Regions from separate parts of the Mus musculus genome. Here all the other regions are linked to region 2. The links are chromatin loops, found by intact Hi-C in ENCODE. Cell type or tissue: heart. All regions are shown on one strand. Links, peaks and the distances in the headings refer to the core of each region. The heading gives the core; the rest is flanking DNA.

Evidence for each region. Hi-C counts contacts between places; a loop is a spot of excess contacts. Peaks named below come from ENCODE experiments on the same cell type or tissue, not always from the same donor. Only the 100,000 strongest peaks of a DNase experiment are listed, where the experiment ranks them.
Region 1: a loop joins it to region 2, with 7 times the contacts of the local background. A loop is called at or near these places in 9 of 42 quality-filtered maps.
Region 3: it touches region 2 in a loop (2.2-fold over the local background); 2 of 42 quality-filtered maps call a loop at or near these places.
Region 4: it touches region 2 in a loop (13-fold over the local background); 4 of 42 quality-filtered maps call a loop at or near these places.

The regions. Positions count from the first base shown.
Region 1 is chr6:144,960,787-144,968,697 of GRCm38, forward strand. No RefSeq gene overlaps it. Among named protein-coding and RNA genes, the nearest start is that of Gm46721, 20 kb to the left of the region's middle. In heart, for the core only: a CTCF peak has its summit at 3,591; no DNase peak of the experiment used is centred there.
Region 2 is chr6:143,214,923-143,222,833 of GRCm38, forward strand. LOC115490444 (a long non-coding RNA gene) reads left to right here and starts at 5,837. Exons shown (of 3, transcript XR_003956546.1): 1 at 5,837-7,171. In heart, for the core only: a CTCF peak has its summit at 4,649 (motif pointing right); no DNase peak of the experiment used is centred there; H3K27ac peaks cover 355 bases.
Region 3 is chr6:143,369,179-143,377,089 of GRCm38, forward strand. No RefSeq gene overlaps it. Among named protein-coding and RNA genes, the nearest start is that of Gm31427, 80 kb to the right of the region's middle. In heart, for the core only: a CTCF peak has its summit at 4,675 (motif pointing right); a DNase peak (open chromatin) is centred at 4,673.
Region 4 is chr6:143,461,377-143,469,287 of GRCm38, forward strand. It overlaps Gm23272 (a small nucleolar RNA gene), which reads right to left and starts at 4,022; the gene lies at 3,893-4,022. In heart, for the core only: a CTCF peak has its summit at 3,980 (motif pointing left); no DNase peak of the experiment used is centred there; H3K27me3 peaks cover 794 bases.

The DNA.
Region 1 (7,911 bases), core at 1,433-6,432, 1.7 Mb after region 2:
CCCTTCCCCCCTCCCCCTCTCCCTTCTCCTCCCCCTCCCTCTCTCTCATCTCCTCTCTTTATTTTTTTTTCCTTTCGTTTGTTTTTAAGACAGAATCTCATCTATTCCAGGCTGGCCTTGAACTTCTGGTCCTCCTGCCTCTGCGTTCCACAAGCTGAGGAAATCTGCATGTATTGACACACCTAGGAAAAATCTGACAATAAATGGGCACACATAATTTCCACATACCTACTTTTAGTCATTTGCTTTTTAAAATGCAGGGTATCAAAGGAGGCTGAAAAGCCTGGGCCCCTGAGTCCCCTAGTCTATTCTTGGTTGGCATATTGAGTTAACTTGGGGTGAACTGTAATCCCATATTGAAAAATGTTTGGTGCAGTTTGCTTCCTGCAGTAGAGAAAGCTTCACTTCAAAAAAAAAAGAGAAAAAGTTACCCTGGTCTAAGTTTTGAAAGTAAAATGAGTCGTTCTGAATACAATTACGCCTCGGCTCAGTTTAAAGACACTCTTTTTATAAACGGTTTAACATTTTGAGTGATGGTGTGACATCTTTAGAAGAAGTATTTGTTTGAGTGGTGTTTGCCACCATCAGAAGAAATCCCAAGTTTCTGAAACCGCGGCCTGCGCTCCGCTCCACTCCTTTGTTAGTCCTCGCTGCCTGCGCGCGCAGGGCTCTTCCTGTAACATATGGGATTTTATACAGTAAAGCAAAGCTGTGTTTGTTAAAAATAAAAATAAAAGTCTGCTGATTTTAAGTTCTCGTTTTTATTCCATGTACGCTACACCCTGTTGGGGGGGGGGGAGCTACGGATCATACTACGTTGCCCCAGATTCACGGTATAGAAGCCCCTGTCTCGAGAAAGGGGCGTTAATGAGAAGAAAAGCCAGGCTGCTGTTTACGCAGCCGCAAACATCACAAGGCAGTACTCTATGTTTACATTTGGCTGGAATATTTATAGAGGGTACGCGCTACAGTGAAGCCCTCTTCTCCACTCATAATGGATATCTTTGTGCTTGGATTCTCATATGGGCACAGTTGACATCTTTATCCCTCTTGGCGCCCGTTACTTCTGCATTAGTTTGTCCTCTGTGGCTCACTGTACTTTAGCAGCACCTTCTGGCTGAACAGAGACACTGTAAAAAAAAAATCTGTAAGAATAAAACAGCACCGCAACCAGCTGGAAGGGCAGGTGAAAAGGGCTGGTGGGCACTCCCATAAATCTATCCTTCCCTCCCCTGTGGCCTGGTGGAAGCACCCCGTTTCTTTCTCTACAATAATGGCCAACACCTGTATCTCTATTTTATTTATATCCTCACTAATCAGCATCTTTAGAGTTTTCTAAGGCTGTTCTTAGAAAGTGGTACCAGTGAGTGAGCACGTGGGTCCCTCTTGTGGTTGTGGGCATGGGTTTCAAACCCAGCTGGTTTTCTTCCTGCCTTTCATAACCAGGGTCTTACTCCTTTGTAGCTCTGCACCCAAGGCTCTCCAGCCCCACTTCACTTCTTCCCCTGCCTCACAGTGTATCAGTTGCCGTACTATTGGGCTCCACGTTCAGAAAGAGACCCTGCCTCAACAAACGAGGTGGAGAGCAATAGAGGAAGACGCCCAACATCCACCTCTACCCTCTACAAGTGCATGTCCATCTTCCTGTCTCTCAGTCCCTTCACAGATGTCCGTGCTCCGTGCGTGGGTGCGTGTAATTTCTATGCATTACTGATATCTAGTTTGGGAGATGTTGATGGTGATCTTGGACTTGTAACAAAGTTCTCTCACTTGCTACAACAGTGGCAAAGCTTAAATTCTGTTACCAGACCTTGCTTCCAGGCTTGCTCTTCCTTGTGTAGACATGAGAGAGCAGCTTATCTTTGCAAAGGATATCTTTCTCCACAGGAGTGTCCCTTCCTAACTTGTCTTCCTTTCTGGCACTTTCTTGTCTTTCTTTTACTGTTTAATTACACTAATTCAAGGAAATAGAGAACAATTCACTGTGCTAGGCTTTGCATTCTGATTCATACCTGTAAAGCCAAGCACAGGAAAGGCTGAGAGGGAGGGTTTCTATATGGCTCTAGGCTAGCCTGGGCTACAGAGTGAGACCCTGCCTCAAAAGAAAAAAGTTAGGGAGAAGAAAAAAAAAACTATGCTTAGGATCAAGTGACGTGGGGTGATCCCTGCAGAATACACCATCTGACCTTGGTCTCTTCTTCCCCATACAGGAAAAGGTCTCCCTAAAGCTTGGTCCTTTAGTGGCAAAGACAACTTTCAAATAAAGCCTTGGGTTGTGCTTACAGGAGACAAGTTCTTTACCTAGAAGGAAATCCCACAAGAAGGCAGGAATGTTTCTGGTCTATGGTCTCAGAACTGAGCACTTGACATTCAGCCCTTAGAGTCTACGTTTGCTCTGAGTGGCCTTGTGTTTTGTGCTTCTGTGTTCAGCTAGAGCACGTTCATCCTCCAGGACACAGAACACACTGAGTCTAGAGAGATACTCTATGGTTGAAAGCATGCGCTGTTATCCAGCGCCTACGTGGTAGCTCACACCTGCCTGTGATTCCAGCTCCATGGGATCCAACGCCCTCTTCTGGCCCCCAAAGGCACTGCACTACCATGCACACAGCATGCTTGCATGTACACACACACACACTCACTCACTGATGCACACACACAATTGTTTTCAAAAGAAATTGAATACATGAAATGTTCTTTCTGAAAAGGAAGTGAGCAGAGGCAGGCACGACTTCGATGCACACATCTCCCTCCTTTCTCTCTGTCATTCTGGGTTCCAGAGTGAAAACATGCTGTATTACATGAGTGATCAATAGATCACTAAACTTGATTGAGTAGGCACATATGCTTAGAAATATGCAATACACAAGCAGCAAACACAAAAACCCTAGACACAAACTACTGAAACATCATCAAGGTATCCATGGTAATGGACGCCTTTAATCCCAGCACCCTGAAGGCAAAGGCAGGTGGCTCTCTGGGAGTTCAAGGGTAGCCTGGTTACAGACCAGCCCTGGCTACATAGCAAGACCCTGTCTCAGAACAGCAAGAAGGAGCTAGCACCCTGTCCACCAGGTTGATGCTCCTTCCTTTGCTGCTGTTCAGCACTTCACTGACCAGAGTAAATCATTTTCAAGAGAAGACAGGGAGGTCGCTTCTGCTGCCTTTTCTTAAACGTTGAACGCACCATGTTTAAGAAAACAAATGCCCGTACCGCTAGCTGACTTTTCTGACTTTCCCTGTAGCTCCTATCTCCCAGGCACTTTCTTGAGCTCTGTGGCTCCGGGTTGTCAGGGATTCTGGGGGGTGCTATGCTTCACATTTCCACACCTTGAAGGGATACAGACAACTCTGCACATCGGACAGAAAGAGAGTTTAATCTCTGAGTCTTGCATTGGTAGAGACTGTTTGGGCCTCGAATGGGCTGTCAATCATTGCTGCTCTTAGGCAGGTTTTCTGAATCTCTAACCATGGGATTTACACTTCCCCAAACAACTAGCTCAACTATTTCAATGACTATAATGCGGTCCTAATTATTATAAATTAGATGAGCTGGCTGACAACGTCAGAAACATGGATGCTTAGCACCATCTAATGTTCAAGAATAAAACAACTACATGGTCAACACCAGGAAGACCATCCTAGAACAGAGCCTCCTTTTTAATGTGTGCTTAGTTGCCTGCGTGTATATGCACACTCAGCATCACAGCATATGTGTGCAGTGCCCGTGGACACCAAAAGGTGTTGGATCCCTAGTACCAGTGTTATAGACACACACATACACACACACATATATATATATATATATATATATATATATATATATATATATATATATATATCCAGATCAAGGTCCTATTTATATGTGCAGCTTTCCTTTTCTATGAGAAATAACTCAGGAACAGGCACAGGTCTCAGAGGTTAGGACACAAATCGAGTAAAACGGAGCATTGTTCTGCCTGGAGCAGGTGAGAGTTAACACAGTAATTCAAATCTTGAACTAAATATCCAAAGTCTGAGCCCTGGCTTTTGTGGGTCCATACACGGGCACCACATGTTGACATTCATGTTGACAGTTGGGGAAGAAGGTGGCTACATTCATGCTGGGGGCTGGGAAAGAAGCTGGCTCTGTCGTTACAATCACAAACTTTGGTCATTTTGCTCATTTTAGTGCTTGCACATCTGTACCTGTGCCTGCCTGGCTATTGCATATTGAATATTTATCTTTAAATGGCCTCTTAAGTCCCACCCGCTTCAGCCAGGTGTGGTGGTCCACTTCTTTAATTATCTTGTGTCAAAAACAAAAGCAAAAGCAACAACAACAACAAAAACCACCCAGTTCAATAGACTGGTCCAAGAGGGACCAGTAAGATCTTATTACCTTGTAACTTTGGTCATCCAACCTCTGCATCTCGTCTCATTCACATACACACACACACACACACACACACATTCTCTCTCACATGCACATGTGCATACATGTATACATACACAGACATGTATTTGCAATTTAATGTCATTTCTGCTGTACAGAGTCACCCCCTTTTCAATGCATAACTAACTAATCAGTGGAAGGTGGGCCCTCCCACTGATGAAAACCCATGCCTACTTAGTGATTCTCTCTTCCTCTTCCTCAGTAACTATTTATATATTAGCCATAGACAATCTTGATAAGGGTAACATTGTTTACAGAAAACTGGTGAGCTGCTAGCTCTCCACTGCTACTGGCCCTAACTGAGCATACTAGGAAAGAACAAGGACAGGATTTGCCTCCTGCCACACCTACTCTGTCTTCTGATTGACAGCTCCAAGTTGACAACATTGGACGTCTCTCACTGGTGGATTTATAACTAGGGCTCATTGCTGGGAAAAACAAGAAGAGAGTCCCTGGAGAACAGATTCCTTCTCCACTTTCATTCAGGGCTGGACTTAATATCTATCTGTGAGCATGCATGGGAATGAGTAGATAAAATAGAGTTTTTAAAATACTTAAAAATGACTATCAGGTACTCAAGGTTTTTCCAAACTTCCTTCTCAAAATAACAACCAGGGCTGGCCAGATAGCTCAATGGCATGCAAGCTTGACAACCCAAGCCCCATCCCTAGAACCTGTGTGTTGTAGTTTCCTGTCTGTTGTGACAACCCTACAAACAAAAGCAACTTAGGGGAGAGACGGCCTTACTTACCCACAGGTCACAGTTCATCATGAGTCAGGTCAGGGCTGGAACTTGAAGTAGAAACCATGAAGGAACGCTGCTTGCTGGCTCACTCCCAGGTTCATGCTTAGCCAGCATCTTATACAGTCCAGGACCACCTGCCTAGGGAATGGCACTGCCCACAGTGGACTGGACCCTCTACATCAGTTAGCAATCAAGATAATTCCCTCACAGACATCTGCACAGGCCAAAGTGACCTGGGCATATCTTCTCAGGTGCCCATAGGTGCATTAAGCTGACAGTTCAGCTAACTAGAGCATGCCATAAAGGTGAGAGAAGAGAACTGGCTCCACAAGTTGTGCACTGACCCCTACATGTGCATTGTGGCACATGCACACCACGAACATACATACATACATACATACATACATACATACATACATACATACATACACACATACACACATACACACATATATACATACATGTACACCCACATATACAAATGCATGCACACCCACATACATGCACACATGCACACCCACATACATACATACATGTACACCCACACACACAAATACATGCACACCCACATACATGCACACATGCACACCCACATACATACATACATGCCTGCACACATACATATATCACATTGTCACTTATGGATCATGTTCACAAGCATGGAGTTTGACTAATACCAACTGTGTGGAATAGATACTGATGTTATGGTTGGAGAAACAAATGTCTACATTTAACTAACCAGGTGTTTGTTGACAAGGATAGGGAGAAATGGGTTAGAGAGATGGCCCAATAGTTAAGAGAAATTGCTCTTCTTCAAAGGACTCAAGTTCTGTGCCCAGCACACATATCATGCAGCTCACAACCACCTGTAAGTGCAGGTCCAGAGGATATGATAGCCTTTTCTGGCCTCCACAGGCACCAGGCACATGTGAGGCACACAGATCTGTATACAAACAAAATACTCATATGTATGAAATATTTTTCAAATTTTAAAAGGCTGTGGAGAAGGTGATTAAAGTTATATTAGCAGTGACAGAAGGACTTGATTCTGCCCTCCAGCAAAGGCAGTATCATAAAATTCAGTCTTTAACTCCAAGTTCACTATAAGTAGTAGGTTCTGAGGAAAATAATGTGATCAAAAATACAAATAAGGTAGTCTTCATCTCAGAGTTCTTTATCATAGCAATAAGCTGGAACTAATCTATGATATAAACTACTAGCATTCAGAAAAATGTTTCCTCTGACATTTCCTGACCTTTATGGTATCAGATTTGATTGCAGGACAGAATTTTGGGTCACTGAATACAAGCAGAAGTGACAAGAGTGGGTTCAAGTTCAAATTTACCCCCACCCCTAAACCAACCTCTATGCATTGGTGATAGTGAAGTGTGGAGGGTCAGACAGAGAAACCTAGAGGCCACTGTGCATATGCAAAGGAGCCTGCCTCCCTCCACCAGCGAGGGGGAACATCTCCAGCAAGGCGGAGCATCTGTAGTGAGAGGCAGAGCATCTGCAGTGAGGTGCCTGAACTCTTTGCACTTCTTGTGAGCAAAAGATACAATCTTACCAGATTAAGATACTGAGTCTGAGTGTTTACCCAGCACAGCTGCTAATGTCAACACTAAGACGAACTTAAGTATCCAGTGATGGAGAAATTGGTCCAATAAACTTAAGTGATTTTTCTCGAAACTTGGATTCTCTTTGAATGAATTATTGATCAGAATCTGGGCAGTGGCCAAGCCAGAAGAGAGATCAAAGCTGTGTTTCCATCCTGCTGGGTCATCAGCTTTAACCACAGTTCTTAAACAAACGCACACCGCTTCCTCGCTGCCAGCTTTGTGTGGCTAAGCTGGGGTCACTGGGCTTCACATCTTTAGCTCCTTACACTATTAGAGGCAGCAAAAGTAAATGAACAATAATTTAAATAAGTACGTGGAAATTCACCTCTAGTTAAATCATTTAAAAGTAAAATGACACAGTCTCTTTTCTTTAAACTTGCTTTTTTGGGAAGGACACACCCCTATGACATATGGGGGTCAGAGTACAGCTTACAGAAATAGATTCTCTCCTTCCACCATGTGGAGCCCAGAAATCAAATATAGGTGATCAAGCTTTACCCACGGAGCCACCTCACCAGCCCCTGAGATGGCATGTTGTCATGATTTGCCATGAAATCATAGAAGAGTATTAAGGATTAACTAAACCAATCACCCCACTGCCTTGAGGCCCTGCCCGCCATCATTCAGAAGCCATTATTCTATTCAGACACATTTAATGGTGAGCACTCAGTATCTCTAGAATAAAAGGTAGCTTAGAGTTCTTGTGTCACTTGATTTTGAGTGGCTGTAGACACAGGTATGGAAGGCAAGATGGCGGGTAGATGGGCTGTGAGGTGCTAGGCCCTGCACACAGCACATTCATGACTTAATCACAACCACAGCCCCACTGGGTGATTTGTCAGGAGAACCCAAGTTCAGAGAACTGCCATTCACACCTGGCTTATGAGGAATCCAACTCTGGCTTTGTGTACACTACTCAAGCACTTTACAAATGACCTACATTTCCACACACAGCACATGTCTTGTTTTTTGAGAAAAAACTCTCAACAAACTCAATTAGCTACATCTACATGGGCTAGATGTGTGTGCTGGAGACTCTGCAATCCTATGTTAGCTGTACAACCACAGACAGACTCTCATGCCTCCAGCTCTTCTCTGTAAAATGGGGCAAA
Region 2 (7,911 bases), core at 1,877-6,876:
TGAGTGATTTGGGGTGTCGCCTCTCCTGAATCAGAATGTGGGGGAGACCTCACATTGTGGTTCTTTCAATAATATGACTATAAGCCTAAGGGAGACAGGAATGTGGTGTTTTGAATAAGACTGGCCTCCATCTACTCACACATTTGAATGCTTGGTCATTAGGGAGTGGCTCTATTAGGAGGTATGGCCTTGGAGTAGGTGTGGCCTTGTTGGAGGATGTGTGTCACTGGGTATGTGTGCTTTGAGGTTTCAAAAGCCCGAGCTAGGATCAGTGTCTCTTTCTTCCTTCTGCCTACATATCTGAATGTAGAACCCTCAACTACTTTCTCAACAACATGTCTGCCTGTGTGCTGTCATGTTCCCCACCATGATGATAATGGACTAAATGTCTGAAACTGTGAGCGAGCACCTAATTAAGTGCTTTCTCTTATAAGGGTTGCCTTGGTCACAGTCTCTCTTCTCAGCAAAAGAACACTGACAACAACAATGTGTATAGGTGTTTGCCTACCGGCCCTGCCTATGCATCACATATATATCACATGCATGCAGTGCCCCTAGAGGCCAGAAGAGGATGTTGGCTCCTCTAGAATTGGAGTTATAGATGTTCCTGAGCCACCATGTAGGTGCTGGGATCACACCCAGGTCCTCTGCAATGGCAACATGTGCTTTTTAACAACTGAGCTCTCTCCGCCCCCTTGCTCTCCTTTTTAGTTAGCTTAACATTATTTTTATTCTTTTCATTCTCTCCCCTTTTTTATTTTTCATTTTTCTAAGCATGATATTTTTTGTTTGTTTGTTTTGTGAGACAGGGTTTCTCTGTGTAGCCCTGGCTGTCCTGGAACTCACTTTGTAGTCCAGGCTGGTCTCGAACTCAGAAATCTGCCTGCCTCTGCCTCCCGCGAGTTCTGGGATTAAAGGTGTGCACCACCACGCTTGGCTTTCTAAGCATGATATTTTAAAGATTGGGGTTTATCTAATACTATATATGTAGCTCAGTTGGCAGAATGCCTGTCTAGCATGTACCAAGCCGTGGATTTAGTTCCTAACACTGAATATATTGGATACTGTGGCACATGTCTCTAATCCTAGCACCTCTCATGTGGAGCCAGGAGGATAATAACAAACTTGAGTTTGTTGAGCCAGGACTTCAAGGTTGGGCTGTAAGATGGTCTAGCAGGTGAAGGTGCTTGCTGCTAAGCCTGAGGATGTGGGTGCAATCCCTGGAACCCGCATGGTAGAAGGAGAGAACTGGCCTCCACAGTTGCCCTTTGACGGACACATGCGCATCATGGCATGTGTCCCCTCCCCCCTCTACGCTGAATAAATAATTAAAAGTAGAAATGAAATAAGGCCTTTATTCTTGATGACCCCGTGAGTGCCTGAGGTACCCAAGATCCTGTATCAGATTATTAATTAAACTAGAAAGGAAATGAGAACCCAGTCAAGAGCGTGTGTTCGGAAACGCACGGGCTTATTGCCAGGAAGACCTCCCAGGCTCTGCTTTCCTGGCAAGGGGCCAGGGAAGGTGGCGAACTGGCCCCCTGCTGGCGTGCCCGCCCTTACCCCAGCCCCCTGAGAGTCTTTCTGCTTAGGGATGTTCCTGGTACCCAACCAGTAGAAATGTTTGCTGCGATCTAAGCTTATGTAAACGGCAGGAAGTGCCAACAGGAGGGGACATGGATTCCCTGTGCTTTTTGCATGGATGGCCTTCAGAATTCTCCAGGTTACTGCGGTCAGGGGCCCCGGGTGACACAGGTTACGTGAATAGTCTCACCCAGGATAAATACAGATAGCACCTTTCCCTCCTGCCTCTCCTCTCCTAATTTCCAGTCACAGACATTGACCTCAAATACACGTCGATCTGAGAACTCGACGCTCAGGCACTTAGGACCGACTGGTTTAACCTTTGTAGAGCTCCACAGGCCTTTCTGTTAAGAGGCTGTGCTTTTAAAACCTAGGTCAGCTTCTTGAATTCTCTTTTATGGCCTCTAGGACCCAGCCTCCTTTCTTAATATTTATATTTCTCCTTTATTAAAGACAATACCTGTTCACTATAGAAAACTAAGAGTATAGAGAAATCGAAGGTGAAATTGTTGCCCTATGTAAATGTCATACATGTGCTTTTCAAGTTTTCACTGCACAAGCATCTGTGTATTAGTGTGTGTCTGTGTATTAGTGTGTGTCTGTGTATTGGCGATAGTGAATAGAAATAAACTAAAAAACTAGAAATGGACCACAGTTATTCCATGTTAGCATTTTTTCTTTTAGTTTTTTTAAAATTAAATTTGTATGTGAATGAGTATGTGTGTTTACTATTATGTGTGCGTTTTTGAGAGTGTGTTTGTGCCCTTCCCCCAGGCTTGAGCAGGGTAAACAGACCTTAATCTGTTTGTCTTCCTTAACCACAGTCTGTCTTTCCCCCTACCTAGCCCACCTAGGGTGGAGTCTTCTGACCTAGGTGGAAGTTTCTTGTTGGAGCAGACTGCCCGCTGAGCTTGCTTTACAACCTTGTCCAGCCGAAACAAAGCAATATAATCCAGTCGAAACAAAGGATGGGTCTTTGGGTTTCCCCCATATAAACGCAGAGCTGAAAATTAAACTTTGAGCCTTGATCAGAAAACCCTTTATCTTGGCCTCATTATCCTCTCACCTGCCCACCCTTTGTCATTCCCAGCCTCCCTCCCAGGTGTACCCAGTTCTCCGTGGCTGCTGGCCACGTGTGTTCATCCATGGAAGCCAGAGGCTCGGAACGCTCCAGGCGCTGATCATGAGCTGCCTGCTCGGGATACTGGGAACAGAACTTGGTTCCTCTGCGACGGTATTATATCCTCATCACTGAGCCATCTCTCCAGCCCCTACTTTTTCCTTTTTAAAAGGATAACTTTCAAGCCCGGTGTGGTGGCGCACACCTTTAATCCCAGCACGCGGGAGGCAGAGGCAGGCGGATTTCTGAGTTCGAGGCCAGCCTGGTCTACAAAGTGAGTTCCAGGACAGCCAGGACTATATACAGGGAAATCCTGTCTCGAAAAAAGCCAATAAATAAATAACAAACAAGATAACTTTCAGTCTTCTTTTTTCTTCCATTTCTTCCCTGCCTTCCTTCCTCCCCTCCCCTTTCCCCTTCTTTCTCCAGAGTGCTCAGATGCGAAGGTTTTGCACACCCTAAGTAGGTGATCTCGGCCACAGAGCCCTGGGAGTTCCCACCTTTGACTTCCCTGGTGGGTAGCTGCTTAAGTTCTGCTCTGGATCACCCCATCTCATGGTGCTTACTCTGGACATCTTAGGTGCTTAGTCCAAGCCATGTCACCACGACTGTGACACACAGCCTCCCATCTAAACCTCTGTGCACATGGCCATTTTCAGTTTTGCTCCTAATGTGCACAATTTGATGAACTTCTTGAGTCATCGTCTCAGGTCTCACATTGAGGCCACCGTCAAGCTTGCTATGTAGCTGAGGACGAATTCAAACTCTTGCTCTTGCTGCCTCCATTCTCTGCCACTGCTGGGATTAAGGGAGCGCACGGTCACATCTGGTTAACACTGGTTAATTGTCATTAAAGGTATTTCTTTGTCAGAGATGGCATTTTGTTTTCTTCTTGAAAGTCTGATCACTGGTGTGTGAGTTTGTGTATGTGTATGAGTGTGTGTAAATGTGTGTGGTGTGAGTTTGTGTGTGAGTGTGTGTAAATGTGTGTGTGGTGTGAGTTTGTGTGAGTGTGTGTGGGTGAGTTTGTGTGTGTGTGGTGTGAGTTTGTGTGAGTGTATATGTGTGTGTGTGTGAGTGTATGTGTGAGTGTGTGTGTGTGGTGTGAGCTTGTGTGTGTGAGTACATGTGTAAGTATTGTGTGGTGTGAGTTTGTGTGAGTGTATGTGTAAGTGTGTGTGTGTGTCCCAGAGTCTTTCATGTTAAGGAAGCGCTTAATTGCTGGGCCGCATCCACAGACCTTGGAAAGTGATTTACAGAAAAGCAGGAACTCTCTGTAATGGGCCACTGACATTCTTAGCCTTTGGTTTCTGGAAGCTAGTGGGCTGTTTTGTGTTCTAAAAGGGTTTTACCTGATAATCGTAAGGATATTGGGTCGAACACAGAGGTGGGCAGGCAATGAATGCCTTTTAAGGGGCTAAAGCTAGCTCACGTCCGGCTCACACCGACTCCAGCCTTGCAGCATTCCACACCTTTCCACCACGGAAGCTCTGAGCGCTGCCTTGCACAGGTGCGGTTTATTTTTCTCCTGGAATTTCCGTACAGAGGAAATAATTCGGTAACAGAGCCGAAGGCCAATCAGGCAAGCGGGTGACAAGCGGGTATGATAAAACCAAAGTGCCATCCAAATTTATACAAAGCAAGCAAGGGTTTGGTCACGGAATCCTGAAATGCCGACCAAGTTAGGAGCTAACAAAGTAGGAACTTGGGATCATAAAGAGCAGTAAATACTGACACTCATGATGCAGAGATGAACTTTGATTGGGAGAGTCAAAGGAGTTTATGCCACAGATTAGACTCCCCATACCCATTCCTCCTCCCCCCGCCCCCTCCAGACTGAAGCTCAGCCCTGCTCTGAGCTCAGGGTGTCTAGGATATGCGTGTATCCAGCCAGCTACAGGTAAAATTTTCCTGTGAGTACTCAGGGGCAATACCCAAACAGACCACAAGGTGGTGATATAATGTCACAAGTCTGTCTTAGAATCTTGCTTTCATTGCGTGGATGCAGCCTCTGTTGTTATTTAAGATCTTTCTGACTCGGTTTTTGTCTTTTTTTTTTTTTTTTTTTTAAATTGCGCCTTTCAAAATGTTTTCTCCTTTTAAATTTCTCCTAAGCTGTCCATTAAAACTATCATGATTTTTACACTATTCACTAAATAGGAATTCATTAAAATTTTAAATCCAGTACAATTGAGACCTGTGTGAAAGTGCAGAGATTTTTATTAGCAAAAGGAATCTTTCCAAGCCCGTCACTCAGCTCCAGAGTCCCCAGCTCCTGGCACCTCTGTGTCCCTGCCCTCACACTCCTCCGTACCATGTTCAAGTCATCTCTACACCCATCTCTTATTCATGAAAACGAGATGCTCCAGCATAACAACAATGCCAGCATTATTTCTAAAACATTACCAATTCCTTAATATTACAAACTCAACATTCAAAGTTCCAGTGGCTCATAAGTAAAAAAAAAATTATAATTTGATCTTTGAAATTAGCATCTAAATAAAGCGTATGTATTGCGATTGATCAATTTTCATTATTATTATTATTATTATTATTATTATTATTGAAATAAGGCTTCACTACATAGCCCAGCTGGCCTCAAACTCATAATGACTCCCCTGATTCAGCCTCCTGAGGACTGACTGGGGTTACAGATATGTGCTATGATCACACCTACCTTTTAAAATTATTTTTAAGCATTATTTTAAAATATTTTTAATAATGCTTTGAGAATTTCGTACTTTATACTTGGTTCACCTGCCTCCCCAGTTCCTCCTGGATGCACCGCCCCAGTTTTGCATCCTTATTTTTTTCTTTTAATCTGTTGAGTACAATTGCTACTGCCTACATACTCTTGGGTGTGTGGTCACCTACTGGAGTGTGACCAGTCTGCCAGGGGCCACACACTTCAGAAGGCTAAAGCTGCCTTTCTTCAAACTGGGACTTTGTCTTAGTAGAGCTTGTTCAGCCCCTGTCCCTCCCTTCTCCCCTCCCTCCCTCGTCTGTCTGTCTTTCTGTTTGCAGTTTATTTTTTGAGAGAACTAAGTTATTTTTCTGTAGTTTTCCATAGTCTAGATTTTTTTTTTTCCTGATTGCTGTCAACTCTTAAAACGGGTAGTGAAACATTTGGTAATTTTCTAAATAAAGTTTAAGACGAAACTAAGCACTTGCTTTCTTTGTTCCTATTGCTGGGTTTCTGAACAGTCCAGGAAAAACAAAACAAAACAAAAACCCCCCCACCATTCCGATACCTGTTTACAGCGAGTTCATCAGACTCCGTGTGAAGCCGACGGCCACTGCAGATCAGAACGTCAGAAAAACAAAAAAAGTCAGACATTCCAACGCATCTTACTTTTCCTTGTTTCCAGTGCTGCCCCCTGATCCTTAAACCCCAATCTCATGCCAGTCTCTCTAGAATCCGGCCAACGCTTCAGAACCCTTTTGCCTTGTAAATCTGAACTAAGTTAGACATATTAGCTGTCCCCTCAGGCGGCCCCCTCTCTGATCTCCTACGTTTGCTCCATGCGTTCTGTGAGGCCGTGTCCTGGGAGGTGGTGCACACATCGATGGATGCTTGGCCACACTAGGGGATGTTCCGGGAAGCCCAAGCAGTCCAGGCCAGCCTGGCTACGCCACAAGGTGCTGTCTCAGAAAACAAAAACAAAGCCATACCCTCATGGCGCTTCTGTTATGGTGACGGTAAATAAATTACAAAGTGATTGGTGCTAAGGTTTGGATACGCATCGTCCCCATAGGCTCTTTGTTGAATGCTTCCTTTCTAGCCGCACACTTTTGGGCCTGGTCCTGTAGGAGGAAGTGCGTCACTGGGGCTGGCCCTGTTTCCGGTCCCCACTTTTTTTTTCCCTCTGCTTCCTGCTAAGGCTGCTGAAGCCACTGGACCCTTGCAGGGCAGCCCCACCTGAGGCTTGAGGCTGTGGAAGCTTTCAGCTTCAGCCAACAGCTAATATGAAGGACTTGGGGGACCATTTGCTGTTTATCATGTTGGTTTTGTGTCCCCCTGTGCTCTGTTGTTGACTCAGATTAGGGTCTCCCTGTAAACTGTCCCTCTTCTTCTGTCCTCCAAGCAGGCACTTCTGCCCTGATCTCCTGTCTGTTACTCACACTTCCACATGGCTAGTATTCCTAAAAACCCGGCAAAAATCAGCTTTCACTGCACAGTGCAAAAGCAACGGGCTCCTTTTATCAACAATAACACCTAGACTTCTGAGCCTTTTAGCCCTTTCTGCTTCCTGGCCCTCCCTTCCCCTCTCAGCCTGGATTGCTAGCGCGCCAAATTCCTGGCCTTTCTCGCGCATGCCCTCCTCTGTCTCCTCCTTGATTGACCCGCGCCTTCGTTCTGTGTGCGTACGTGTATGATGTGTGAGCACAGGTACATGTGTTCCAACGCACAGGCCGTCAGAGGACAGAAGCGTTGACGATTAGTCATTGCCATTCACCTAACTTGAGGTAAACTCTCTCTTGTTCACTGCAGCACGCATCAGGCTAGCTGGATAGTCTCTGTCCTCACCTCCCATTACCGAGAAGCACCACTACATTGGACTCCACGTGGGCACTGAGGATTTGAACTTGGGCCCTCAGGCTGTGCATCAAGTGTTTTGGTTATCGAGCCACCTCCCAGCTGTTTGCATGTCCCCTTCCCACTGATTTCAGTACATGGCCTAACCGTCCTCTCCATGAGAGTCACTCTTGATGCCCCTACTCCGGTGACACTTTCTTCCGTCCTCTTGCCCACTTAGCCCCACAACTCAGCTACTACCTCTGCAAGAGCTTTTAATATCTCTGACTTGGAACTGAAGCCTAGATGTGGCCAACTGCCCCTGGGACTCACCCAGGCCTTCACTGGTGGTGAAGGAGAAGGACGTCTCTGAAGAAGCCCAGCCCAGCATCTGGGAGCCCAGGGCATAACTTATGACCTTGTTACTCACTGGTTTGAGGCAAGGTGTTCTTCCAGTTTTTCAGGTTTCAATGAATACCGGTAACTGAATGCATCTCCCAGCTGTAACTATTGACATAAATAGGGGAATTAATCACTTCACATAGTAATCTAGTAAAGACACAACCTTTACTAGAGGCTGGTAAGACTGCAGGATCTGTACAGCCCTTGGCTATGACTGTCAGTTAGTGGTTACGTCATAAGCTAGTAGATCCCAGAGGATGATGAAGCTGCTCCTTCGCCAGTTTGAAGA
Region 3 (7,911 bases), core at 1,584-6,583, 150 kb after region 2:
CCCTTTTCTTCCTTCCCAAGTTGCTTTTGGTCATGATGTTTACCACAGCAATAGGAACATCAACTAGGGTACCCAGACATGCCACAGAAATACATATGCATTGAATTTGTTTGTAAATGTTTATATCAGCACTGTTTATAACCCTACCCAAGAAGAAAACAACTTATATGCCTATCAAAGATGACTGCCTAAATACCACGTGCTACAGATTCAGCCATAAAAAGAATTGTAGTAGGAAATATTTAATCTCAATTTGGGGGTTTCTACCACACCTTTGATCATTCAGTTTTCAGATAAAAGACACACAACCTTTATGTTTATAATAAGCCTTAATCAGCACTAGAGCTGGGCAGCTATTAGAATCTACTTCCCCATCAATAACCCTGAATTACAACTTGCTATATTCTATCTGAGCTTCTCTTACCTCCAATCGGCCAGCCCTCATGGCCTTGTTTTCATAACTCACATACCCCTTGGTGTCTCTCCTCTCTCTGCTTTCTTCCTTCTCATCCTTATGGTCTGTCCTCAGATCCCCAGCCCAGGGACCCAACTCTACCTGTCTCTCATCTGCCCAGCTATAGGCTGTAGACATCTTAATTCTCCAATCAGGGATAACTTGGAGCGCAGTTTACATAGCATCACTTGTGAACGGGCAGATTCTCTTATCTCTTGGGGCTGCCAGGCCTTGGGGGCTAATGTCTAGCATTATACAGCAAATGACCAAACCTCAACAAGGAGTGAAGTATACACACACACCAGAGTAAGAAATGAACACGGAGAATCCTAACTGAGTGAAAACAGCCAGGCTTGAAACCCCAAGTTAGTGCTCCAGGGCTGGGAAAGCCGCCCACGTATGCCACAGCTGTCTAGAGACTTCGAGCGTGCAGGTTGCACACGGAGGGAGAGTAAGGACTGGATGCTAAGAGATAGGGGAATCCTCTTTTTGGGGAGAGTTAAAAATTGTCAAATTAGATAACAGAGGTAAAGATACAAACAGGTGAGATAATATGCAATTATATATCGACAAATCAGTTTAAATGTAATATAGGTAAAAGAGCAGGGTCCTGTGATAGGCATTTTCTTTCAAATCTCCTGGTTTTTAAAATATTTGTTGTATATGCTTGTGTTATGCATGTATATGTGTGTGTGTGTACGCATGTGCATGTTTGTGACTCATGGTGCACATGTGGAGGTGAGAAGACATCTTTTGGAAGTTGTTGCTCATCTTCCATCTAGTTGAGGCAGAGTTAAGAGAACCCCTGTGAGGTTTGGTCTATTGCTATGTATTGTAAGGCTAAATTCTGTACCTGAAGGTCTAGGCCTAAGAGTGACTGCTCATGTTTGCAAGCTTTTGTTGTGCAAGCCTTGTTCCTTGGTTTAAAACTACTGGTTAAATAAAGTTGGCTACAGCCAATTACTGGAGGGATTAGAGGTAGGTTGGTTAGGACTGACTAGGTTGGAGGAAAAGAGATGTCGAGGAAAGAGGAAGAAGGAGGAGGATGAAGAGGATGAGGAGGATGAAAAGGATGAGGAGGAGGAAGAGGAGGAAGAGGAGGGAGGGGGGAGGAGAAGGAAGAGGAGGAGGAAGAGGAGGAAGAGGAGGGAGAGGGGGGGAGGAGGAGGAGAAGGAAGAGGAGGAGGAGGGGAAGGAGGGGGAGGAGGGGGAGGAGGAGGAAGCCACCATGAGGGAAGATGAACCATGAGCACACATCCAGGAGAAACAGCAAGTATCTGGGGTGCACCACTGGGGAGGTAGCCAGGCCTGCAGTTAGAAGAGTAGATTATGGGTTACCCCTCAGTAATTGTCAAAGCCAAATAAAATAACCATAGTCTGAGTCTCATTTATTTGTAAGGTAGTTGGGGATAAGCTTAAATTTTTCTTACTACACCGCCCAGCTGGAACATAGTAAGTTCCAGCATGCCTCTGCTCTTAGATGGCTGCTCTAAGCTAGCTGACCCATGGCTGGCCAGAGTTTGGTTCCCAGCATCTGTGTGGGGCAGCTCATAACTGCCAGTAACTCTAGATTCAGGAGACCCAATGCCCTCTTCTGGCTTCTAAGGCCACCTGTACTCACATGAACATACATACCTTTATATACATTATTAAAAATGGAAGTTGATGAAGTAAGCCAATAAGATCAAGAATTCTCACTTAAGGAAGAAACCAATTTTTGAAGCTAATAAAACATCAAGAGATGTTGAAGAAAGGATATAGACCCAGGTGGACTCTGATAAGTCATACTTGTTTTTATTAATGACTTGGGGCTCCTTGGAGAAGCTGGGATCAGTCTTCTACCCTTGCAGGGTGACCTTATTGCATATCCAAGCTCTTCTGCATATGCCTTGGGGAGTCACTGTCAGACACAGAGTCCAGGTTGTATGACACAGAGCCATCATGTGGTGGGGGAAATTTTTCTCAGCTAAACTCATGAAAGTGTTACCTGTTGTGGAGACTTTTCTTTTTCTTTTAGATACTGATTTTGTCTTTTAAAGTCATCCTAAACTTCTTAAGAAAGACAGGTTGGTCAGAAACTGTCTTGTGCATAACAGTTGAAAATGACTTTAATCAAAGTTTGTCAAACTATCTGTGTGTATTCTTATGTGTGCAGTGTATGCGTGTTTGCGTGTGTGTGCGTGTGCGTGTGTATGTGTGTGTGTGTGCTGATATGAAGGCTAAGGTTGACATCATGTGTCTTCCTCAATCACTCTTTCCTTATTTTTTTTTTTTTTTGAGGTAGTGTCTCCCACTGAACCTGGAGACCCCTGGCTGCCTTAGGCTGGCTGTCAATTGAATCTTGGACATCTTCCTATCTCGATTCCCCGACATATAATTACCATGTCTCCCCTCCCCCCAATCATTTTACATGGGTGTCAGTGCTCTGAACTCAAACTCCCATTCTTGCATGGCAAGCACTTTGTCAACTCAACTATGTCCCCGGCTCCAGCAGCAGAGTCTTCCGGGCTGCTTTCGACACCCACCTGCTTGTCTCCAGCCCACTTCTGTTACTCTCACAGAAGTAGGCACGGATTCCTGCCTCACCAGGTCTCCTAAAGTCACTTAAAACAATGCAGAGGGTTCGCAGTGTGAGCTTCCGTTCTTTCTCCTGTATTTTAATTCCAGGAGTCCTTATTCAGAGCTTGGGACTAATGGCCCCTCACACGGGGCTTTCAGGAGCATCACCTGCCTGGCAGGTAGACAGCCCCGATTGGCAGTGTGTAGAGTCTGCACCTCAATGGGGACTCTGATGAAAATTTTAAAATTACTTTCTGCTGGTTGTTACAATTCAGGGCTTTGGGATCTGAGCTGTTCTTTGAGGGAGAACAGGATTTCAACAGAGGCAACTCCTGGTGGACTGATGAAGGTAGGAGGAGGCCAGGTCTTTGTAAAAGGCCTTCAAAGCCTGTCCAGGCTTATTCACTTTGTGTATGCCAAAACGAATTCCATTCGCAGCTGGAATGTTTAGTATTAGCAGGGCCAATAGATTCCCCCCCCCCCCCACTCCTCACAGCCCTAGTGGCCATGTTCCCATTAAACACATCTAATTCAAAGCCGAGGGAGGCCCGCATCTCCAGCCTGACTCTCAGCTTAATTCCCTCTGTCTTTTTAAAAGCCGCTCTTCCAGAATGAATGATGAATCAAGCCCAGCTAATTTTCACACTGAACTGTTTATGTGTTTTTAAAGAGCAGCTTCTGGGAAGAAAGAGAATGAAGATTTAATAAACGAAGAAGCCACAAAGCTTCCAAGACACATAAGCAAAATTAAGAGACAGCATGTTTTTCAAGCTATCAGACAAATCGATGCTGGCAGTGATGGCCACCTTTTCAGGTCAGCTGATAAACAGAGCCCAGTTTGTGGCTCTCCGCAGGCACTGGCGGTGACTCCCTTATTTCTGCAGAGCCCCCAAGAAGCCCTGCCTTTCTCTGTCAAGTATGCTCAGGCTCTGGGGCAGACACCAGATAAAACCACCACTGAGGCAAGTCAGGCAGTCCTTTGCCTCATGTCTCTGAAGTCGTGGGACCAGTTTTCTTTTGTCATTTCTGATTTATTCTTTCCCGATCCCCCTACCTCTTTTCCAGGTATCTATGAATCACTAGACAAGTTTTTCACACTATTTTTCCATTTTAATATTCTTATCTGTTTTTTTTAAAATTCTCATTGATCCTTTGGGGGTTTCAAATCATACACTCCGGTCCTGATCATCTCCCCATCCTCTCATATCTGCCCTTCAGCCTTGCACCACCCGCCCATCTCCAAATAAAACACACACACACACCACCACCACCACCACCACCACCACCAACAACAACAACAACAACAATACAGAGTATAGAAAACATCTCATCATGTAAGCTGTAGAATGCCACAGTGTGTCCCACAGTATATCCCTCTGTCCACACACCTTCACTTGCAAATATTCATGGCAATAAGTTATTGGTCTCACTTCCGTGATACCATCAACATTGGATCGTCATCGGGACTCCTCCTGGTTATCCTGTTGTTGCTCTGTGTCATGGAGATCCTGCAGCTTTGAGGCCGCAGGACTGGCCCCTTTCACACATCTCAACTGTTCACAAACGGTACAGATTTTGGGGTGAGCAAATTCAGAGCCCTGGATCCTGGCCTGGATGGTTGCTGGGCTAGTCGGCCTGCCTGCTCTGCCTTATCCAAACCACCAGGGGGAGCTCTGTAGCACTACTCATCAGGCCATCTAATGCCTGGACAGGAGACCGGGTCAACTCTTAGCTCTAGTGCCTCAGGACCAGCTCACCTGCATCCACGCCTCCAGAGCCAGCTTCACTGTGAAGCTCAGTCACGTTATGATGTCCACTCTCCCAAATGTTGCAGCGAGTGAGGGGCTGGATCAATTCTCTTGCTCTCACGCCCTTGGGGATGGCTAACCCATACCTTTGCCACCAGGGCCAGCTCCAGTGTGTTGCCCAGTCGAGGTGCAGGGCCCGCTCTCCTGAGCACTGCAGCCAGTGAGGGGCAGGGCCAGCTGACCTGCTCTAACGACTTCAGCGCCAGTTCTATCTACTGCCCTGAAGGACAAGGGGGACTCGTAACCGTTTTAATCGCTGAGTGACTACTTGTGCCTCAGTTCATTTTCTTACCTACGTTTTTACTGGTCTATACTCGCTGTGCCTAGTGCTGGATCTCCTGTCGATAGCTTCTTTCGAGTGTCTCATGTGCTTTGACCATAGGCTCCCCCTTCAAAGAAACATGACACTTTGTTATTCTGAGTCTGGTTTATTGTATTTAACAGGGTGATCTCCGGTCACATGCAGTTTCTAGCTTGACAACATAATTCCCTTCACCTTCATGGATAAAGAGATTGTATTGTATGTACACCACATTTTCTTTCTTTCTTCTTTTTATTTTTTGTTTGTTTGTTTTTCCCAAGTGAGCTTTGTCTTTTTTATTAATTTACTTTTTTACACTCAATATTTTATTCCCCCCCCATCCACCTTCTGACTGTTCCACAGCCCATACCTCCTCCCTACCCACCTGTCTCCACGTGGATGTCCCCACAACCCACCTACCTGACCTCTAAACTCCCTTGGGCCTCCAGTCTCTTGAGGGTTTGGTGCATCATCTCTGAATGAGCACAGACCTGGAAGTCCTCTACTGTATGTGTGTTGGGAGCCTCATCTCAGCCACATCACATTTTCTTTATTGCACCCTCTGTTGATGGGCAGAGGGGCTGTAGACATGTCTGTGGTAGACTGGTGTGGAGCCTCTGAGGCACATATCCAGGAGAGGCATTGCTGACATCTTCCACTGACACCCTCCAGTTTGAAGACTGTTACCTCCGTTGCCTGCACTCAGGCATTTGAGGGGAGGTAATGCCCAGAGTTTCCACCTTGGACTCTGATTCCTATCAAGTAGGAGACACGGAGCGTGTAATCCTTGGTGCTCAGTGCGGTTAACCAGTGCAGTGGGTGTCCATCAACTGTTGTCCAGTTTGGGTATGTATTACTGGGGATTATAGAGAAGTCACAAGCGAGACAGCCGCACGGTCACAGCAGCCACCTGGGAGCCGCTGGGTGTTTACGCTGTGCTTTCTGTTTCCACTACGTCCAGGCTGCTTTAATTCGTCACTGTTCGACTTCATGCGAATTATTTATTTGCTTTTTTTTTCTTTTCGTTTTGTTGATTCTACTCTTTGCACACAATGCTGGGTTTGATCATAGCCCTTCCCCACCCCCATCACACGTCCCTCCTAACTGATTTGTGATACGTAAGAAGTTTAAAAACGTTTTTCGCTGCTCCAGGACACTTGGAACTCATCCCTTCTGTGCTACATGTGAAGGCGTAGGACACTGAAAACCATTAGGCTTACGTCCCGTGTCTTAGACTTTTACCACTGGGAGCAAATCTTTTGAAATCTTTCTCTATAAATGCATTACATTCTCTAAACATACTGTCTTGATGGGGCATGGCAGTCTTCAGCACTTTGGCTGAAGTCACAGTGACTCCTGGTTTCCCAATACCATTCTTTCCAGCTCCCTCCTCCATTCTCTTAGTGTATGGGATCAACCGTAGGCCTTATAAAACCATAACTCTATCATCTCAACTGGACCTCCACCTCCTCTTGGTTTCTGCCAGAGTTTACAGGGATACCCTGAGATCACTCAGCATTCCCAGCCTATTTACCGGGACTCATATTGTGTCTGAGCAGGAAAAAAAAAAGAGTAGCTTGCACCCCTTTGTCACTAGGCTCATTCCAGGGACATCACAAGCTTTCCCAGGATGCAGTGCTTTGTGACTTTAATAAAAAGTTAAAATCTAGTCCTTTTGCAAATAGCTCAATTTCGCAAATACAGAAAGTACAGAATGACTTAAGGGGAGTATGAAAAGCGCCACTCGGAGCCTCGCTACCCCAGCTATTTAGTGAAAGCTGTCACAAGAGGGACGAGGGACACATTTGAACCGGCTCTTGGGGTCTTCTCTGCACGAGGCAAACCCAGGCTCCAGCGGGAGGCAGACCAGCTGTAGCTTGTCACGTATTAGTCAATTATCCTAATGATTTTCCTACTCACTGAAGAGCGTGGATCCAGGTCGCCCTTGTATTTTATGAAGATTTTACTTTGTCTTCTTGCAAATATTAATTGGATTCTCCCCATGTCGACTCCTGCCTCTAGGGTTTGGAGGTCACTGCAGGTGCGGGGAAGACCAGCAAGGGGGACCGAAGACTGGCAGGAAGTGCCTTCCTTCCTGCGTCTTGTCCCCGCTCTCCTGAAGACAGCATTTGATTAGTCCTTTGCAACCTGTTTCTCCTCAGATACAAGGAAAACACCGGAAAGCCCTGTGCCAATTCTGGCTGTCGCTCCTTTGAACACTGTGGGATCTGCTGCAGGAATGTGAAAGAAATCCAAAAAAGGGCTGCTTTACGGATCTTTGAATGTGGTGTCACAGAAGGAAACTGTCTTAGAAATCATAGCTAAAATTGGATCGTTAGTTTATTCTGTGGGGAAAAAAAATTAGAATTGGAATGAATCTGTAAGTTACGAGTCATTTCTAGCTGATGGCCTCACTCTGTGTAGGATGGCCATGTCCTTAGGATGTAATTGACATCTGAGACCCAGATCAGACCTCTGTCTCTGGCCTTCTTTCCTTCTGGGGTCCACCCAGCCATCTTTCCAGAGGTCAGTCAACCAGCACAGCAGAGTTCCAAACAAGTGTTGATGTGAGTGAGTGGGCTCGTCTCTTTTATCTCCTAAATTTAAATAAATACTATTAGCTTTTGCTTCTTAGTGGGACACATCTTCACACAGCACCTGTTGCCGTGTACTCCAGAGAGAATGAACTGTGTGCTCATTGCTGTGGGCAACTGGTCCTTTCACACCCTTTATGGAGTGTGAATTCTGTCTATGACTTAAGCTCCTCCTCGGTGGCCCCAATTCTTTAA
Region 4 (7,911 bases), core at 1,097-6,096, 250 kb after region 2:
TTGTCATGTTATAGCATCTCAGCAAAACTTGGGGAGCTTAAAACATTTTTAAAAAAATCATTTTTGCTTAAAGGAAACCTTTGTGGAAAGGATGCAGCTGGTAAGCTACCAGCCGGGGTTTCTGGGAAGGACGGCACACTGATCTCTGGGAAGGAAAGCTGTGCCAGATGTTAGATGAATATTCAAAACAAAAGGCTGTGATTTTATGGATTAGCACATCAATAATCCCAGTCCTCTTGTCCGGGGAGATGCATAAAGTCACGCCTATCATTAGTTAGAGATGGAGTGCGCTGCGAGCTTGTCCTCCTCATTTGCCGGGGTTCCAGGCTCAGCATTTGTTTTTATACACGGAGACCTAATCCTTAGAGGAGTTTGAGTCCCATCATCCATGTTTGTGGCAGTCAAATTTTTCTAGGATTTCCTGGGAACACTCGGAGTTTTCATATTTAGCACTTCGTCCCTGAAAAGAAATTACTTCGATTGGATTTCATTTTTCACACTTCACCCTCCTTAACTGGAAAAGACCAATCTTAATTATTGAAAGGCATATCTCATGCTTCCCTCGTCTCAGGAAATGTACTAATTCATTTTACAGAGCAAATATCATCCGGGGAATTAAAGGAGATTTATTTCTCTGAGGAACCCAGGAGGGGTCGAGCATGGGTGATATACAGCACAGATGAGTGTGTGTTGGTAATCTCTCATTGCCGGCCTGTCAGCCTGTAGGGGCCCCAGCAGAGGGGCTTCAGTGGATGAGAGGGGGCCACAGCCCATCTTCTAGAACCACAGACAAAGTCCAAGCAAAACCTTGAAGGCTTACTTTCAGATGGAAGCAGAAACCCTGTCGAATCTGGAGTCAGCTGGGACCCTTCAGTAGAGTCACTTCATGGTTATAACTGAACAGTCTCACAAGCAAGTACTAACCTGGCCTGACACTGCTTAGTGATCTCTTTGGCATAGAGCACATTCTCTGCTTCCAGTGTTTGGCTGTTGTGAACTGTGTCACCCTGAACATTTTTGACCATGCATCATAATGAGAGTAAGTACACATTTCTGTAAGGTGTGTGCCTAGGCGTAGAAGTGCTGGTTGGTAGTGCAGACATATGGTAAATGGGGTACATAGGAAAGCTTTCCAAACAGGCCACTAACATGTGCTCCCTCCTGTGAGCAAAATCAGTCAGACAGACAGACAGTCAGTCAGTCAGTCAGTCAGTCAGTCAAACAAACAAACGTCAGGATAGCAAAGAGCAGCATGGCCAGCACACTCCAGCATGGCTACACGCCACACTAACCCCTCTGTCCTTCAGCCACTATAGCCTGGTCTACATATGATCTTTGTCTCAGAGCAACAGACGGTGTCTGGGGGCAGCTGCCTAGACTCTCCGTGAGTTATCTGCACAAGTCCTTAGACTCATTAGTGAGTTTATGCTATGACTACAACCATTGTTAACTTTTGATTATGATGTGTGCCTCAAAGGAGTAATGCAGATGGGTGGCTATAGTGTAGTTTTCAACTAGATCATGGCACTGAGGAAAGATCTCACGAAAAGTCAGAATGATACCAGATGGGCAGATAGGCAGGGCAGAGGTGAGAAAAGGAAGGAGTTATATGGGATATGTCACACACACACACACACACACACACACACACACACACACACACACAGAGAGAGAGAGAGAGAGAGAGAGAGAGAGACAGAGAGGAAGAGGGAGGGAAGGAGAGAACAGAGACACAGAGAGAGAGAGAGTCAGAGATAGAGAAGGAGAGAGGGGAGGGAGGAAGAGTTGAAGAGAGGGAAGGAGAGGGAGAGACAGCAATGGAGACAGAGAGAGGGGGAGAGAAAGGGAGGGGAGGGGAAAGACAGAGAGAGAGAGAGAGAGAGAGAGAGAGAGAGAGAGAGAGAGAGAGGAAAGGGGGAGAGAGAGAGTGAGAGAGAATATATAAATAAGAATAGGAGAGTGAATCTTTGTTACTACTTCTTCAAGGAGTCCCACGGTCAGAGAAAAGTACTCCCCAACACTATTTCCGGTGTCCTCTTCACCCCTCAGTCTGAAGCATGAACAGAAAGAACGTTGGAAGAGGTTAAACATCACCGGACAAAGTGTGAAGTGAAATCACTAAGTATTCTGTTCACAAGCTTGGGCATGAACACCAAAGAGACTTGGTTTACCTCAGAGTTCTCTGCTACCAGCTTTGTGACCTGGGACAAGGTACTCATTAAGCTTTAACAGCCTTCTCTCCTTTCGTCTACAAGGCAAGAAGAAACGGTGCATATTTCAGATGACTACAGCAAGGACAAACTTGGACAGCACATGTGGACTTTCTGAGCACGGTGGCTCTCCAGGAAGAGTGAATGGGAGTTGATCCAGTTGTCGATAATATTAAATCTATAAAAGTTTATTCACGGACGCGGGTTCCCAAGGAGGAACAAACTCCCCTTCACAATTCCTTCCCTCTTCTCTTGGGAGGACTCATCATTTGGGGTGTGGAGGGGCTGTAAATCAAGGGCTTCATACAGTCTGGCTGGACAACAGCGATGTACAGTTCTTCAGCCTTGGAGTCCTGAAGTCCACTCAAGGTATCAGCAGAGCCAGCTCAGCCCTGGCCTCTGGGTCAGCAGTCCTGGCCCCTCCATGGCTTCCTGCTTCTGCACTCAGCCATCTCAGCCACCATTGCTTCCCTCATGCCTGCCTTCCTCTGTATGGGTGCCTGCTCTATTGGGTGAGATTAATCCTAAGGACCTCTTTTTTAAACCTTTTATTGGTTCTTTGTGAATTTCACACTGTGCACCCCAATCCCCCCCCTGCCTCCCCTCGCACCTGCCCTTCACCCTTGCAACCTCCCCTCAACAGAGGAAAAGTTTCCTATTGTGCAAGCTGTAGTGTGTCACGGTGTGTCCCTCATCATACCCTTTTCTCCACACTCCTTTGCTTGCAGATGTTCATTGCAATGATTCCTTGTTCTGGTTCGAAGCCCCTGGCTTTTGCTACTCTATCAATACTGGAGCCTCACAGAACTCCTCTTAGATATCCTGCTCTGTGTCATGGAGATCCCCTTTGTCCATTCCATCAGTTCATCTACGGGGTAGATGTTGAGATGGAGCCAACTCCAAGCCCTAGATCTGGGCCTGAGAGGTATCTGAGCTGGCGTTCCTGCGTTCACCAGCAAACCACACAACCAGAGCCACTCTGCTGCTGGAGATGGAGCAGCATCTCAGACCAGGGAAGCCCGCCTGGACTTTGGTGGTAAGAGATCCCTGCTGCTGCAGGGTCATGGACTCAGATGTGGCCTCTGGTGGCAGCACAGGTCAGGACCATGGTTCCAGGTGCCACCGCCGGCTACTGACACTGTAGCCTTCCCTTCCCTTCCCTTCCCTTCCCTTCCCTTTCCCTTCTCTTTCCTTTCCTTCCCTTCCCTTCCCTTCCCTTCCCTTCCCTTCCCTTCCCTTCCCTTCCCTTCCCTTCCCTTCCCTTCCCTTCCCTTCCCTTCCCTTCCCTTCTCCAGCTTTGCCTCTCTTCATTGTGCCTGAATCCTTCTGTTTCTCCTTTTCTTCCATTTCTCCACCACTTAGCCACTCCTCTTAGTGGCACGGGGGTCTCTGAGAGTCTGGGGTCATCTCAGGAGTGCTACGCCCCGATGGTGCATTAATGCGCCAGGCAGATGTTATCTTGGGAATAGTGTAGCCTCCTCTCAGGCCTGCAAGGTGCCAGACGGGTGGCCATCTCAGGCTAGCTCCCTGTCTGGGCTCCTGGCATTGGTCTGATGGGCATCTCAGGAGTGGTCTCAGGTGCGCGGTGCCCCGTTCTTGCATTGTGCAGTTGGGCAAGGTCTGTTCCCCCAGGCCTGCCTCGAAGCAGACTGATGGGCATCTCAGGCTCACTTTTTTCAGGGAATAATAGGCTGCTAACTTTCAGATGCTCACAGGTCAGAACACTGAACACAGACACGGCCCTCTCCTCTCTGCCACCTACTGACGCACATGTGACACAGCAGCCACACCTGCAATGCCTCTGGGACTAAGGACTGCATTTTACTTTGACTAAATTAGCAAAAATCTTAGCAGATAACAACACATCCATTCATAGGTCCTGGGAATGAGAATTTAGCCTTTGGGGGACACAGTTCTAGATGAGCGAATGATTACAGGAAAGACCTGCTTATCAGTTGATTGGAGGATTTGCTCTACAGATGTTGCAACTGTAAGATTAATATACCCCAATGTTTATAGTTCCTAGACTATCTGCAATTCAGTGTCCATTATCAAAATAGAGTCTGACATACAATTTTCCGAATTTCTGTCTTCTCCTTCCATCCTTCTATTTCCCTCCCTCCCACATCCTCCCTCCATCCTACCTTCCTTCTCTTTTTCTCTCTCTTCTTCATCCGTCTGTCTGTTCCTCTCTGTGTCTACGTGCCTGTGCTCATATAAGTGTGAGCACACATATTCGATGGACAGAGGACAATCTGGTGTGCTGTCTTATTGAGACAACGTCACTTGCTGTGTCACATACACACCAGGCTAGCTAGCCCTTCAGCTACAGGGATTTGTCTGAGCCCATCTTCCATCTCTCCTCAGAAGCTCAGGAATTCCAGGTGTGAATGATCGCGTCTGGCTTTATGTGGGTTCTGGGATCTGAATTCAGGTCCTTACACTTGCATGGCAGATGCTTGTCTCACGGAACCATTTCCATACCACTCAGTGTCTTCTTAAGATTTATCCTTAGATTTATAAAAATTCTCTCATAACTTGTGGTAAGGAGAAGGGACTAGAAGAAATCTCCACATTATACAACGTTGTATTTTCAAGACTATGCTGGAAGCAGCATGTTATAAAGTTATTTAGTAGCTCAACTGGACACTTCAACACTGCTCATTTAAGTGGGTAGTATGGAAGATCCGTGGCATTTTTGGATGATTTAAACTTAAACTCAAGTTTCAACACTGAATAGACCTTTACACACACCGCATCCTTCACTGGGGTTGCTGGGGTTCATATGAGAGCTTATAGTGAGGAAGTCATTTGTAGCCTCAGAAAGGATTTCAAATTGAATTAGGATTAAAAAAAATCCTTCCTGGGTCAAGACAGTGATTGTAATGTTTTTTTTTTAATTTTTTTAAATTAGGTATTTAGCTCATTTACATTTCCAATGCTATACCAAAAGTCCCCCATACCCACCCACCCCCACTCCCCTACCCGCCCACTCCCCCTTTTTGGCCCTGGCGTTCCCCTGTTCTGGGGCATATAAAGTTTGCGTGTCCAATGGGCCTCTCTTTCCAGTGATGGCCGACTAGGCCATCTTTTGATACATATGCAGCTAGAGTCAAGAGCTCCGGGGTACTGGTTAGTTCATAATGTTGATCCACCTATAGGGTTGCAGATCCCTTTAGCTCCTTGGGTACTTTCTCTAGCTCCTCCATTGGGAGCCCTGTGATCCATCCATTAGCTGACTGTGAGCATCCACTTCTGTGTTTGCTAGGCCCCAGCATAGTCTCACAAGAGACAGCTACATCTGGGTCCTTTCAGCAAAATCTTGCTAGTGTATGCAATGGTGTCAGCGTTTGGATGCTGATTATGGGGTGGATCCCTGGATATGGCAGTCTCTACATGGTCCATCCTTTCATCTCAGCTCCAAACTTTGTCTCTGTAACTCCTTCCAAGGGTGTTTTGTTCCCACTTCTAAGGAGGGGCATAGTGTCCACACTTCAGTCTTCATTTTTCTTGAGTTTCATGTGTTTAGGAAATTGTATCTTATATCTTGGGTATCCTAGGTTTTGGGCTAATATCCACTTATCAGTGAGTACATATTGTGTGAGTTCCTTTGTGAATGTGTAACCTCACTCAGGATGATGCCCTCCAGGTCCATCCATTTGGCTAGGAATTTCATAAATTCATTCTTTTTAATAGCTGAGTAGTACTCCATTGTGTAGATGTACCACATTTTCTGTATCCATTCCTCTGTTGAGGGGCATCTGGGTTCTTTCCAGCTTCTGGCTATTATAAATAAGGCTGCTATGAACATAGTGGAGCATGTGTCCTTCTTACCAGTTGGGGCATCTTCTGGATATATGCCCAGGAGAGGTATTGCTGGATCCTCCGGTAGTACTATGTCCAATTTTCTGAGGAACCGCCAGACGGATTTCCAGAGTGGTTGTACAAGCCTGCAATCCCACCAACAATGGAGGAGTGTTCCTCTTTCTCCACATCCTCGCCAGCATCTGCTGTCACCTGAATTTTTGATCTTAGCCATTCTGACTGGTGTGAGGTGGAATATCAGGGTTGTTTTGATTTGCATTTCCCTGATGATTAAGGATGTTGAACATTTTTTCAGGTGCTTCTCTGCCATTCGGTATTCCTCAGGTGAGAATTCTTTGTTCAGTTCTGAGCCCCATTTTTTAATGGGGTTATTTGCTTTTCTGAAGTCCACCTTCTTGAGTTCTTTATATATGTTGCATATTAGTCCCCTATCTGATTTAGGATAGGTAAAGATCCTTTCCCAATCTGTTGGTGGTCTTTTTGTCTTACTGACGGTGTCTTTTGCCTTGCAGAAACTTTGGAGTTTCATTAGGTCCCATTAGTCAATTCTCGATCTTACAGCACAAGCCATTGCTGTTCTGTTCAGGAATTTTTCCCCTGTGCCCATATCTTCAAGGCTTTTCCCCACTTTCTCCTCTATAAGTTTGAGTGTCTCTGGTTTTATGTGAAGTTCTTTGATCCATTTAGATTTGACCTTAGTACAAGGAGATAAGTATGGATCGATTCGCATTCTTCTACATGATAACAACCAGTTGTGCCAGCACCAATTGTTGAAAATGCTGTCTTTCTTCCACTGGATGGTTTTAGCTCCCTTGTCGAAGATCAAGTGACCATAGGTGTGTGGGTTCATTTCTGGGTCTTCAATTCTATTCCATTGGTCTACTTGTCTGTCTCTATACCAGTACCATGCAGTTTTTACCACAATTGCTCTGTAGTAAAGCTTTAGGTCAGGCATGGTGATTCCACCAGAGGTTCTTTTATCCTTGAGAAGAGTTTTTGCTATCCTAGGTTTTTTGTTATTCCAGATGAATTTGCAAATTGCTCCTTCTAATTCGTTGAAGAATTGAGTTGGAATTTTGATGGGGATTGCATTAAATCTGTAGATTGCTTTTGGCAAGATAGCCATTTTTACAATGTTGATCCTGCCAATCCATGAGCATGGGAGATCTTTCCATCTTCTGAGATCTTCTTTAATTTCTTTCTTCAGAGACTTGAAGTTTTTATCATACAGATCTTTCACTTCCTTAGTTAGAGTCACGCCGAGATATTTTATATTATTTGTGACTATTGAGAAGGGTGTTGTTTCCCTAATTTCTTTCTCAGCCTGTTTATTCTTTGTGTAGAGAAAGGCCATTGACTTGTTTGAGTTAATTTTATATCCAGCTACTTCACCGAAGCTGTTTATCAGGTTTAGGAGTTCTCTGGTGGAATTTTTAGGGTCACTTATATATACTATCATATCATCTGCAAAAAGTGATATTTTGACTTCCTCCTTTCTAATTTGTATCCCCTTGATCTCCTTTTGTTGTCGAATTGCTCTGGCTAATACTTCAAGTACTATGTTGAAAAGGTAGGGAGAAAGTGGGCAGCCTTGTCTAGTCCCTGATTTTAGTGGGATTGCTTCCAGCTTCTCTCCATTTACTTTGATGTTGGCTACTGGTTTGCTGTAGATTGCTTTTATCATGTTTAGGTATGAGCCTTGAATTCCTGATCTTTCCAGAACTTTTATCATGAATGGGTGTTGGATCTTGTCAAATGCTTTTTCTGCATCTAACGAGATGATCATGTGGTTTTTGTCTTTGAGTTTGTTTATATAATGGATTACATTGATGGATTTTCGTATATTAAACCATCCCTGCATCCCTGGAATAAAACC